Linked DNA regions of Mus musculus: all the other regions are linked to region 3. The links are chromatin contacts, found by Hi-C or POLR2A ChIA-PET in ENCODE. All regions are on one chromosome and are shown on one strand. Each heading gives the region's core, a stretch centred on a gene start or an enhancer-like site at or near the end of the contact. The rest is flanking DNA. Distances are from core to core; before and after follow the strand shown.

The links. A loop is a pair of places that touch in the nucleus more often than their neighbours do. ChIA-PET counts read pairs that join two places held with the same protein, here RNA polymerase II (POLR2A).
Region 1: a loop to region 3 is called in a map of gastrocnemius, with 3 times the contacts of the local background. The contact joins the promoter of Rusc2 here to the promoter of Fam214b in region 3. A Hi-C loop is called at or near these places in 8 of 37 maps with a recorded cell type or tissue (T-helper 1 cell, gastrocnemius, heart and 2 more). POLR2A ChIA-PET finds 5 or more read pairs at or near these places in 2 of 5 experiments (Patski and embryonic stem cell).
Region 2: a map of T-helper 2 cell shows a loop between it and region 3 (2.4-fold over the local background). The contact joins the promoter of Tesk1 here to the promoter of Fam214b in region 3. A Hi-C loop is called at or near these places in 1 of 37 maps with a recorded cell type or tissue (T-helper 2 cell). POLR2A ChIA-PET finds 5 or more read pairs at or near these places in 3 of 5 experiments (Patski and embryonic stem cell).

The regions. Positions count from the first base shown.
Region 1 is chr4:43,403,269-43,407,805 of GRCm38, forward strand. Rusc2 (RUN and SH3 domain containing 2) reads left to right here and starts at 3,234. Exons shown (of 12, transcript NM_199057.3): 1 at 3,234-3,412.
Region 2 is chr4:43,439,743-43,444,153 of GRCm38, forward strand. Tesk1 (testis specific protein kinase 1) reads left to right here and starts at 2,535. Exons shown (of 10, transcript NM_011571.3): 1 at 2,535-3,896; 2 at 4,041-4,162; 3 at 4,289-4,337. The coding sequence starts at 3,693.
Region 3 is chr4:43,038,152-43,042,456 of GRCm38, forward strand. It overlaps Fam214b (family with sequence similarity 214, member B), which reads right to left and starts at 2,150. Exons shown (of 9, transcript NM_001253353.1): 1 at 1,815-2,150.

The DNA of each region.
Region 1 (4,537 bases), core at 1,984-4,483, 370 kb after region 3:
AAGGCGTGCACCACCGCTGCCCGGCACGATTCGTATACTAACAAACCATGTTCAGTCCTAACTTTGCCTTTAACCAGATGTTTCTGGATTTTTCCCTATGAGGAGCATAATCCCTCCGAGTTGTAGTCAGAGTCCCCACAATCGGGAAAGAAGGTTGTCAAACATGGAGGTTTAGCGTCCCATCTTCAGCCAGGAGCAGATCAGTTTGGTGCATTAAGGCTGGAAAAAAAATGTTGAAACCCTCGTTCTGACACTGGTATCACTTCCCCAATCATGGTGCTGCCCTGGCCACCCCAGAGCCGTATTGGCAATGATCTTAATAAAACTATGAGACCCTTAGCTTAGATAACGATTCCAGAGTACCCCCACAGTACCTTGTACAGAATAGGAGTCATGTAGATGCCCACAGTGTGACCTTGGAGATGGCTTGCTTGGTAGAGTACTAACCCTGTGAACATGAGTCGCTGAGTTCAAACCCTTAGCACCTGTGTAAAGGCTGAACCCAGTGGCGTGCCTGTAACCCCGAAAGTAGAGGAGGCAGAGACAGGCAGGTCACTGTGACTTGCTGACTAGCTAATTTTGCTCGACTTGGTGACATGTGAGCGTGCACCCACCAAACCCTGCACACAAACACACATGCATACAGCATTCATACAGAGACTGTAAGGTCTTGGGATAGCCAGCAGGTTGGTTCTATAGGTAAGGGTGCTTGCCACCAAGACTGACAACCTGGGTTTAATTCTTGGAGTCCACACAAGGGTAGAGGAGAACTGACTCCTTGAAAGCTGTCCTCCGGCCTCCATTTGTGCGCATGGCGGCGCATGCGTGCCCACACACCCCCCAAATGTAAAAGAAAAATGCTTCTAGATCAGGAAAATACAGTTTATCATAACTTATTTTGATTTGTCTTAATGTGAGCATTTGCTATTAGATCAGTCATACAGTTTGAGGTGACATGGCCAAATGCAGGTTATTGCTGAATGGAATAACATAAACAGAAGTCCTCCCTTATTTCCAGATAAGTTCCTTGAGGTGAAAGGTCAGCAGAGTGACCTTATTGGGAAAGGTCAGGGACAAAGGTATACTGAGACGACACACAGTCCTCACTTCTGTCCCTCTTTGAAACAGGGTCCTGCAATGTAATCCAGACTGACCACAAACTCGCAGCGAAAGCAGATGCCCCTCAGCTTCCCAGACGCTAGGGTCACAGACGCTGGGGTCACTACACCTGGCTCCTTGGGCACCAGGCATGCAGTAGGGCTGGGTAGTAAGTAACAGCATGATCTGTGGTGTGCTAAACTAAAGGAATCATGGAGTGTGTGTCGCTAGCTCTGCAGGCTCGGGGTCGTCTGCCTCACAGATATTTTCGGGACAAAGACCCTGGGCCCAAAGTTCTCATGGGAATCAAGTAGTGAGTACTCCATGCTCTTGATCACAAATGGCACTGCTTAACCTACAGCAAGCCCCAGAAGTAGTCTCTATCAGCTCCAGAAAAGGCCAGCGCCCCACACCTACCGTTTCAGCCATGCTGAGAGGGCTGCTACTGGCTGCTCAGGGTTGTAAGCTCCTCCCTTTTCCGGCTTCTCTTCTTCATTGTTTGCTTCTTTGTAGGACCAGGGGCTGTTGATCCTCAAGCGAGTCAAGGTTAGACCTCTGTAATTCAGCTCAGGTCAGCATGAAGTCAGGAAACACACAGGTCTCAGGAGCGCGGGGAAGATGCAAGAACGGAAGTAGATGAATGTGAAGGCGTGCACCTGGAACCCCAGCGCTGCCTCTCAAGGCTTCTTGAGACCTGAAATCCAGAGTCTTCCCGGTAGAGTGGAGATAGCATAGTCAGCCACCATACCATGGGTTCTACGGCCCACAGATTCAACCAACCATGGAGGAGAAATATTCAGGGGAGGAGAGCTTGCCTGGGACACATAAAGCCCTCAGTTCAATTGGAAATTTAGTTGGGGGAGTAAAGGAAACAGTTCAGAGCAAAACCAAATAAATGCGCATGACTCATTGGGAACCACAGCGCTCACCAGGAAGGTGGCTGGTTGGCTGGTTGGTTTTGTTTTGTTTTGTGGAGTTTTTGAGACAGGGTCTCTCTATGTAGTTCTGGCCACCCTAGAGTTCTCTATGTAGACCAGGCTGGCCTTCGACTCACAGACATCTGCTTGCCTCTACCTCCCAAGTGCTGGGATTAGAGGCATGTGCTGCCATGGTTGTCCTGAAAGCTGCTGTTTTGGAGGGTGGCATCAGTGAGCAGCGACAGATTCCACTTACACACCTGGCTCGTGTGTGGTCTGCTACTGCGCGGTTATCCTCACAGAATGGCCCAGAACTCGAGAGAGGAAGAGGCAGGTAGTTCAGAAGGTCCACAGTTGAAGCGAAGGCTCTAAGAACCCAGTCCCTTTCCTTTGCCTGCCTTCCTGTGGGAGAAGGAACTTTCCAGACTCTCTGCCTGGTTAAAGGGAATCGACTCCCTTACAACCCTGGTCGAACCCAAGTCCGCAAGAACCAAAAACTGATGTGACAGGCTCAGCTCCGCTTAAACTGTTAGACCCTCTGAAGAGCCGGGAGACCAGCTGAACCCTGGGTTAGGGAGGTGGCCTGCAGCCACCCAGACTTGGAGCATCAGAGCCACCTGCTCAGAGAAGCCCCCTGTGGCCCAGGGGCTTCCTTCAGAAGCCTACGCAGAGGGACCCTGGAAACCCAGCACTGAGATTGGGCCTTGTGAAAAATGCCGGTGTTGTTTAGCTGGTGGAATGCTGATCTGTCGCTGGGAATATTGTTTTGTTTAGTGTAGCCTCTGGGTGGGGCTTCCAAAATCTCCTTCCAGGATGACCCTCCACCCTAACCCAGCTGGAAACCTAACTAAAGAAAAAGCTGGGAAACACGCAGTCATTCACTGCCTGAGTGGGAGGAGTGTGTGTGGGGGGGTGCTTCTAGCCAAGGTCGGAAAGGAGCGGCCTGAGAAGGGAAGGAAGGAAGGAAGGAAGCGCCCAGGCTCTGCCCAGACTTCTTCCAACACTCAGGACCCAGGAGAAGCTAGGCTCGGCTCTCCCTGGGTTTTTATGCTGCTGTCTGGAAAGTCTCCGTCTTCCAGCACCTACTGCCCCCTGTGGCTGACTTCTCTCTCTACGCCCCTCCCCCAGACTAACAGGCCGAAGGGACCGACCTGGAACTGAGTGGCTGCACTGTGGGCTTGCCTGCTCCTTTCCCTCCCCATCCCTCCCCTTAGTAGCAACGTCACCGCAGCCCAGCCGCCGTGGCAGCAGCAGCAGCAAGAAGACAGGCTGAGATTGCGCAGCCTCCCTGCATTAGCTCGGGATGCCATTGTACTAACAGAAATCAGATCTCAGGGTATCAGCCCGGTCCCCCTTGTGCGATCTCGAGGACCAGTGATTCAGCTGCCATTGTCGAGGTAGGGCGCGACGGGCGTGCAAAAGGAACGGGAGCCACCAGGTCCAGCTCGAGGCTCCTTGCAGAGGAATGGCTCTGGGGTGGGGGGTGGGAGGTCACTGCTGGCAGAGGCCGGATCAGCATCAGCATCTGGGCTCTGGCTTCTGAAGGGTGGCTTTGTCTTTCGGAAAGGGAGAGTGACAGCAAGCGGAGACAAACTCATCTCTGCATGCATGCATGGGCCGGGCAAGAAAGAGGCTTGGGCTGATGCTATCTATCTGTGCTGTTTGGTCAAGAAACAAGATCCTTTTCTCTTCCTTCCTTCCTTCCTTCCTTCCTTCCTTCCTTCCTTCCTTCCTTCCTTTCTTTCTTTCTATCTGGGTATTTCTAATGAAGCTGCTGTAGCTGCAGCTTTCAAATCTGGACACAAAGGCTGAATGGGTGGAGACCCTTCTACAGCTCGTGGAAGTTTATGCTGAAAACCATGCAGGAATCTATGCATTCTTATCCAGAAGGTTGGGTGGCTTTTCCTCCCCACACATGCATACTTGTATGCACACAGACATATCCATTGTAGAAGCTGCCAGGCTCTGGGATTGGTTGCAGTAAGAATGAATGCAAATGCCCTACAGCGTATGGAGAGAGGGATGCTGAAGGCACCTGACCTCTTATGTTATACTCAGCCCTGCTCTACAGAGCAGCTTCCTAGCAGGAAGGGACCAAAGCACAAGCTAAACCAATGCCCCCTGATCCACCATACCGCCCTCTTCCCTTCGTCCTGCCCTAGAGAAGACTGTCAGCCCCACAGAGGCTCTCCGAAGGACCTCAGGTCAAGGTCAGATCACTAAAGTATAACAATGAATGCCTTTGCCTCCCTCCCTGCTAGCTCTGAAGAAACCAGAAAAGCAGCAACTAGGTACTGTGACCAACAGAGGGATGCTGTTGGGTGAACAAAGACAGGAAGCGGCCTTCTGGAGTTGTCTTGCCCGTAGGCAGACAGATCCTTAGCCCTGTTTCCACCATTCACCCGGTAGTCAACTTGGAGATTAGACGGGAGTTTTACAATGTGTGACTGGGCATTTCGGGAGTGTCCTGAGAGTAGGTTAGTTCCCAGCAAGCCAAGAACTGTGAACAGCACAGTGGAGCA
Region 2 (4,411 bases), core at 1,285-3,784, 400 kb after region 3:
ACCAGGTTCAATTCCCAGTACCCACATGGAGACTTACAGCCATCTGTGACTCCAGTTCCAGGGTATCCAGCATCCTCTTCTGGCCTCTGTGGGTAGCAGGCATGTACACTGTGCACTGATATACATGCAGGCAAAACATACATGCACGTAAAATTAACAAAAATTGGTAATAATAATGGGAAAGATGGAGACTAGGTTAGCAATTTTAAAAGATTAAAAGCTGCTCCAGAAGCAAACCAAGGATCTCACTTAGATTCTGATTAAAGTAGACAGTTTTGAAAACCCAACATAAAGAAAAATGTGAACTTGATATTAAGAAATTATTGCTTGGTTTGGCTTGATTTAAAAAAAAAGTTCTTGCTCTGTAGCCCAGCCTGGCCTCAAACTCATGATCCTCCTGCCTCAGCCTCCTGAGCACTGAGATCACAGGTCTTCATCTGACTTTTATTAGTTTTTACATTTGTATTGTTTATTATTGTGTGTGTGTGTGTGTGTGTGTGTGTGTGTGTGTGAGCGGACACACACATCAGGACACGTATGTGGAGGTCAGAGGTAAGTCTGTGGAGTTGAGATGTGAGCGGACACACACGTCAGGACACGTATGTGGAGGTCAGAGGTAAGTCTGTGGAGTTGAGATGTGAGCGGACACACACGTCAGGACACGTATGTGGAGGTCAGAGGTAAGTCTGTGGAGTTGAGATGTGAGCAGACACACACGTCAGGACATGTATGTGGAGGTCAGAGGTAAGTCTGTGGAGTTGCTGCTCTCCTTCCCCCTTTGCCTGCATCTCAGGCTTCAAGCTCAAGTCGTCAAGTCTTTTATGAGTTTTTAAAGGCACAACAATGTTGTGGTAGATATTATGTGGGGGTTTCTACTCCACCTTAGATCATTTGCCTCCCAACTAAAAGACACAAACCTTTATAATAAACCTTAACAGCACTAGAGTTGGGCAGATGTCAACCCTCTGGGCTATTTTTGTCTGCTTTCTTGTCAATAACCCCAAGACATCACTTGCCACACACATTCCACCTAGGCCACTCCCACTCCAACAGGCCAGCCCTGGTGGCCAGGTGCTCACAATCCACACCACCCCATGGCGACTTCTCCACCCTCCCTTCCTTCTCTCCTCTCTTCTGTGCCTGAACACAAGCCCGGGAACCTTCAGCCCCACCTACCTCTTCTGCCCAGCTATAGGCTGTAGGCATCTTTACTAACCAATCATGAATATACAACAAGAGCTGGTATAGTTGAGGACCTGCTTGTCTTGGAGCAGCCAGGTCATGGGATACAGTTTTTAGCATTTGAATACAGAGCCACAACAGACCAACCCACTACACAACAATGACACCACGATTTAATGAAGATTCCTTTTTCTAATCAGTGGTAAAATAATGCCATAGCTATGCAGCAAATAACTGGGTGCAGGGACAGACATGTGGACAAAACACGTGGCCATGAGTTACTCCCAGGATAGTCACAGGCCCAGAGGGTATCTGAAAGCAGGTATATTTACTAGAGAAAGAAGGGAGTGTGCACATGCGTGCTCCCTGAGTGACAGTATATCGTCCCTGTGACCATCATTATTGCTGGCTGATGATAATCTACCTCCTACACTCAACAGCTTTTCCACCTGAACTTTTAAAAACTGGTGATACCAGTTTTAAACCTTGATAGAAACCTAACGATGAACCTGGCTGCTGCACTCCCCCAACACACACACACACACACACACACACACACACACACACACACACACACAGAGCTTCTCAGGCACATCAACATTCCCTCCTTTTTACTAGTGTATCCTAGCTCAGTCTTGCATCCCCAGCAGAGGGAACCACCACACGGCCTTCTTCCTAAACACTCCCTCTCACCATAACCACCACAGCGCCCTTCCTAAACACACACACACAATTCAGCATGAAACTACTGTCACAGACATTGATCCTCAAAATGACTAATGGGACAGAATCCAGTGTCAGTTAAGCTTACTACAGTGAGGGTATCCTACAGGTACAAATTCCGAGTGTCTTCAGACCTTGCACAAACTATGGAAAATAAAATCCTGCCAGGAGGGGTAGCATATGTTTGTAATCCCAGCACAAAGTGGTATGGTGTGGTATGAATCCAAAGCCAGCATGGGCTACAGGGCAAGACCGTTTCAATCTCTACACAAAAGATTACAAATAGGTTCTCAGAATTAACTCTAATTTAATGCGATGAGTATGTTTTGCTGTTACCAGTGGGGGAAAAGAACACGCATTGGCCTACTCTCCTTTTCTAGAACAACTGTGCATGACTGTTCTCTCTCCAAACCTGAACGATTCCCTTATACGGTGCACTCTCAAGACGGCCTTGCACATTCAGCCTGCCCTCACTCCATTCCGCCGCGAGGTGGCAGGACGCTCACGGATGCCAGGAGACCTCTGCCGGGATCCAGTGACGTCACGCAACCCTAGCGACGATTGGCTACCTTCCCGATGACCTTGAGGGGAGGAGTCCGTGGCAGAGCCGGAAACATCGGCAACAGCGAAAGCCACGTCCCGAGACCGGGCGTGCGCACTCCGAGGATCCCAACCGCTGTAGAGGCCTCTGCACCTCCTCCTCTGGACTGAGGGGGCACACTGGCGTCTACCGACGTGGGGCGCAACCTGCCGAAAGGGGTCACACCGCTGGGCGCTAGCGAGGGGAGGAGTCACCTTGAGAGGAGGGGTCACAATGACTAGCCGAGTCACTCTGCCAGGTCTCTTTTAGTGAGAGGAACACAAAGAGGAGGGGGTGCAGCACTGAGGGGCTCGGGGAACACACGGATGTAGCAGTGTCATCCGTAGGAAAGGTCCCCCGAAGGAGAGCGGGCTCCGAGGGGCAGCGGCCTTTGAGGGGGCGGGATCCTGCCGAGGGCGGGGCCTCCTTGCAGGTGCAGGCGTCTCCGAAGAGAGGGTTATTAGGACAAAGAAGTAAGAGGGTGGTCACCGGATCGAGCGTCGGAATCTCAACTTTACTTAGGGGGATGGAGATGGAGTGAGAAGGAGTCGAGCAGGTCAGGGATGCGAAGGCCAGAGGCTCCCTACAGCCCTGGATACTGCGATCGGAGAAGACAGGTGTTAGCGAGCCCCGAGATTTAGAGTGTCGGGGTCAGAAACCCCCCTGAAATGGACAGTCGGAGTCGGACGCAGACCGGGCAGGCAGCGTGGTCGATCCGTGGAGCCCAGGGCGCAGGAGAATTAGCGCCAGCAGTCAACCCTCAAGTCGTCCTGTGATTCACGCCCCGGCCTACGCGCGGGGGACGCACCTGAGGGGGCGTGGCCGGGCCGCAGCCCGGGCTCCAAGGAGTTAACCGCAGACCGGGCCGGGCCCCGCCCCGGGCAGGCCGCACAGCCTGAGCCCGGCGGCGAAGCGGAGCAGCAGCCGCCCGCGGGGAGCCCGCCGCCGGCGCCCGGGAGCGCCGCCGCCGCCCGGCCCAGGCCCAGGCCCAGGCCCCGCGCAGAGCGGAGAGCCGCGGCGTTCCACCGGGCCCAACTCGCCGGCGCGGCGGGGGCGGGCCCAGGACCTTCGGCAGGTCCTCCAGGAGTCCACCGGGCGGGAGTCCCGGCCCCCGGGATCGGGTTGGGCCGGCGCCCATGGCGAGCGCGGCCTGCCCGGGTCCCGGGGATCCGGCCATGTGAAGCAGGCCGGGGCTGGGGGCCCGGCCATGGCCGGGGAACGGCCGCCGCTGCGGGGCCCCGGGCCCGGAGAGGCTCCGGGGGAGGGGCCGGGGGGCGCAGGCGGAGGCCCGGGCCGGGGCCGGCCCTCCTCCTACCGGGCCCTCCGCAGCGCCGTGTCCAGCCTTGCGCGTGTGGACGATTTCGACTGCGCAGAGAAGATCGGGGCCGGTTTCTTCTCTGAGGTCTACAAGGTAGGACCCGCAGAGAGGACAGAGGGGCGGGACCGAGCCTTGGACGGGAGGCTAGAACTTAGAGGCCCCGCAGCCTGGGTTAGAGATCCTTGAGCTAGCAGCCACCCAACCTGTCGGGCACACACGGAGCCTTGCCTCCCCCAGGTTCGGCACCGACAGTCGGGACAAGTCATGGTGCTGAAGATGAACAAGCTCCCCAGTAACCGGAGCAACACGCTAAGGGAGGTGCAGCTGATGAACCGGCTCCGGCACCCTAACATCCTCAGGTGAACGGCCTAGCCTCTTGCTGGACAGCTTGCTGGGCAGGAGGAAAAGTCCCTTGGGAAAGGAGGGAGATGCAGTGGAGCCCGGGCTCTTACAGCGTATCCTTTATCCTCCCCATCACCTTTCAGGTTCATGGGGGTCTGTGTGCACCAAGGGCAGCTGCACGCGCTTACAGAGGTAAGCATTAAGCATAGGCCAGGAAAGAGGGAAGGCACCACACCCCCAAGTGAGAGTGTCAGTGATCTTGGTGG
Region 3 (4,305 bases), core at 900-3,399:
CAAAGCACAACAATGGTCTTCACAGACCACTAATATTTCAGTGACCAGACTCTCAAGTTGAAGGCCAGCTGTCCCCACTGTCATCCTTATTTGGTCAGCAGCCTGTGAGCACTACCAACCATACTGCCCTTTAACATAGTGCTAGAGGCTGAGGCAGGAGGATCTAGACCAGTCTAGCTACATGTTGAGAGGTCCTCTGTCAAAATCAAACAAACAAAAACCAGGTTACAGCCAGACTTCCCACTACACCAGACAGTTAAGGTCAGATGAGGTTATGAGACATCCTACCTCAGACAAAACACAAAACCAACAAACAAGTTGAGGGGAGTGGTGGCACACATCTTTTAGTCCACACACTCTGGAGGCAGAGACAGGCAAATCACTAACTACTTTCTGAAACCCGATGACACTGCTGTTCACTTCTGATTATGTCAGGCCCGAGGACAGGACTGTGTTTCTTCCCCAGCCCAACTTCAAGCTCAGGAGAAACACACATCAAGATTCAAAAAAAAAAAAAAAAAAAAAAAAAAAAAAAGCCTAAATCCGAGCTAGCACCAGTGATCTGGTCAGCAGCCTGACAGTGTAGAGACACACTGTATGGGTGAAGAGTGGAGAGATTAATTGTACATGGGGAACTGCAGCAGTTCATGTGGTGGCAGGAGACGGAGAGAGGGGGGACATTTACACGTAGGGACTCTCCTACATCAGCCATTGCCTTCCTTTCAGACCACACCTTGCCATTTCACCAGGCCCCCTTCCGAATGAGACCCTAAGAACATTCCAGTCCTTCATGTGGGTGAGATGGCTAGAAAGCGGAGAACGCCAGTAGTAGCAGTGTCGTGAGAGTATGACCTGTTCTCCTTTCTTCCCCTCCTAGTCTCCACCCAAGCTTTAAAGTTCAAGAAGGGCGTTTTCCTGAGCACCCCAATTTCCAGGTCATCTCAGTTGCCCTCCTGAGCCCTTGCCTCGAGGAAGCCAGGTGATGACATGATGCCCTACTTGACCCCAGCATGCTGGCATCTGCTCATTAATCCAGAGTCCTATTAGTTCCCTCCCTGCCCAGAGACGCTCGAAGACTCACTCCTCTGCCACCCAGCTTCAAGCTGACTCATGGGGTAGGACTGCCGGGAGAAGGGACAAGCCAGTATAAGCCAAACCTCGCCCTCCATGCTGGGGATGGGCAGCAGCTGGCATTAAACAGCTGTGCCAGACTGTGGCTGCCAAGGACTACAGCTCCCAACATGCCGAGAGCAAGGCCAGCAAAAACAACAAGTCCCAGAATACCATGAGGTCTGTACCCTCAGATACTTGTTAGACCTGGGAGGTGGGAGAGGTTGTGGTACAAGAAGAACACCTAGGCTCATTCTATCCTTCCCTTCACTCTCAAGACACCCATTTTTACCCTAAGGAAGGTTAGGGTAAGAATTCCTACCCATGTGTTTTCCACTCTTATCCTGGGCAGAGTCCTGCTGCTCACTGCTGTACATTTTGTCCTCACACAAGTCTACACACGCTAGGGTGACTGTTCCCAAGACCACTGTTCTGAGTAGAAAGGTTAATCTCTGCTTTCACACTCGCTCTCACTCTGGCCTAGAGCCCTTCACCTTTAATAGAGAGGGAGCAGACCTCAGAAACCCCTCCAAACTCAGACGGGGAGACTCACCTTGACTCCTGGACTCCTTGTTCTGGACGATTCCTCCCACCCCCTGCTTAGCCTCCCAGGTCGGTTCTCATCCCTTCTTCACAGTCTGGGACAGGCCCCATACCCTGCAGAGGTTTTGGAGATCTGATCCTTCCACCTAGTACACACTCACCCCGCTCCCAAATTGGCTCCGCCGCGGTGGCCGCTGCTCCGGGCCCTTCCGTCCCGGTCCCGTCCCCGTCCCGGTCCCTCCCCTCGGATAACCAGTCCCCCCTACTACGGGCCCCCAACCCAGACAAAGGGTGGCTTAGGCTGAGAGCCTTGCTCTGCTTGGCCCTTCCCTGATCAGCTTCGTGTGCAACACTAGCGGGCTCTGGCGTCCGCAGCCCCTCTAGCTGCTGTTGCACCCCTCCCTGCGACGGTCCCTCCCCGGGGCCGCCCCGGCTCCGCGCCGCAGACTCAGCTGCCCCTCTGACTCACAGGCCATTTCCTACCAGCTGATGGGGCCGCCCGCCCCGCCCAGCGCCCAGCCACCCCCAGCACTGCGACCACGGCTGCCACGCCCCCCTCAGACCACACCCTCTATGGGCAACAACTATGTTCATTGGCCCAGTGGAGGCCAGCCTCTCAGCAACCTCAAGCGTGAGTCACGCCCTCTTCAAGGAGCGCACGCCTATTGGTCCACATAAGGGCAGGCCTACCCAATGTCGCTCCGCCCACCTCCTTAACCCTTTTTCTGTCCAAGTCCTAAGCAATTCTCTGCCCTGTCATTTAACCCCATTCAGACTTCATTCTCTCAGGGCTCAACAAACCTTTCTCCTCCACACTTCCTGTTCTGAAGTAAATTAATATGAAGCTCCAGTGTGTTCACAGATAAATCTCAACAATCTCCAAGTCACACCAAACCCAACCCTACATATCCCCAAGCCCATTCGCCCCCACATCCCGAAACAGCTCCAGGTAAAAGGGTTGCTATCGAGTAAGCTTTCTACAAGAGCAGGAAAAAAAGACCTACTACAGTCGTACCTTATTTCTATCCATACTGAAAGATGGCATCCTCTCCCACCCCCTTTTTGTCTTTGTTAGAGACCCCAGGAGGCTGACATTTCAGGGACTCTCAAAACCCTTCCGAGACCAGGCTTTGGAGCACTCTTTGCTGACAGGCCTCTGCTCCGAGGAAACAGAGCATCCTAAGAAGTGAGTTAGAAGGCCTTCTGCCCAAAGTCAGATGGAGACCAAGTTCGTCTTCATGACTCACAGCTCCCTCGAAACTCACCAAGCTCCCCCTGAGTCACAGGGCCCCGGGCCCAGCCCAGAGCCAGCCAAATTAAGCAGCATTATAGTCAGCATCCCTAACCTTTGTCCTTAGCTCTGTAAATAACCAGGACGGAATTTTTGCGAGGACTGGGCATTCACAGACACTTTTTACAGGGAGTGCTCTCGAGATAACCTGAGAAAATGGATAGCCTTGTCTACTTTGTCTTCTGAACTTATCAGCAAGTCAGACAGGTTGTCACCAACTCAGGCCTTTTCTCCCTGTCGGTCACAGAAACAGGGAACAAACAGCAGAACCAAAGGAAGTAGAAGCCAATGCTTTGCCTATGCTATGAGTCCCCAGGACCATTAGTTTATTACTGGACTGTAAAAAGAGGGCCCCCCCTACTTCCTCTCTGGGTTTTACAATTAATACAAGTACACAACAGACCTCTAGTATGCTTTCTCCTTACCTCTACTGAGTAGGAGGAACTCCCTAAAAAAGACCCCAGCTCCCTAAGATTGAATTCCCTGCTACGAAGGAGCAGAATTTTTTTGGTTTTCGAGACAGGGTTTCTCTGAGTAGCCCTGGCTGTCCTGGAACTCACTCTGTAGACCAGGCTGGCCTCGAACTCAGAAATCCGCCTGCCTCTGCCTCCCAAGTGCTGGGATTTAAGGCGTGCGCCACCACTGCCCAGCAGGATTTTAAAAAGTCTCAAAGCCCTAAACACAAGTGAAGAATCAATATGAGAATCTATTTGTCTTAGCAAAGCTCACATCTTAGGAAAATTCTTGGCAGCCCTCATTTGTTCTAACTATAATTTCAAGCTTTAGTTTTCTACAAAGATCAGAGGGGGAATACTAAAGGAGTCAGGATAAGAAAAAAAAAAAAAAAGTTCCAGGCCTCAGTATGCCCTGGGGAAAGGAACACAGGTCACTCATGCATGGCGTCATACCTAGTTGCTCTAAACTCTTATCTTGCATTTTTTGTTCTTCTTTTAAAGCCAAGGTCTTGCTATATAACCTAGGCTGCCCTTGAACTCATAATCATCCTGCCTTGCCTCCAAAGTGTTAGGATTACAGGTTACTGGGAGGTTTTGTTGTTTTTGCTTTGTTTCTTTGAGACAGAGTTTCTAGTCACTCAGACTGAGCAATTTCAGCTATCTCTTGCCTCTATCTCTGCAATGCTGAGATTACTGGTGTGTGCTACTGGACAGAGCCTGACTTAAAAAAAATTTTTTTTTTAAAGACAAGATCTCATGTAGTTTCGGCCTCAAACACACTATACATCAGAGGATGGGGATGATCCTGGACCTTTTTGGTTTTTTTTTTTTTTTTTTTTTTTTTTTGGTTTTTTGAGACAGGGTTTCTCTGAGTAGCCCTGGCTGTCCTGGAACTCACTCTGTAGA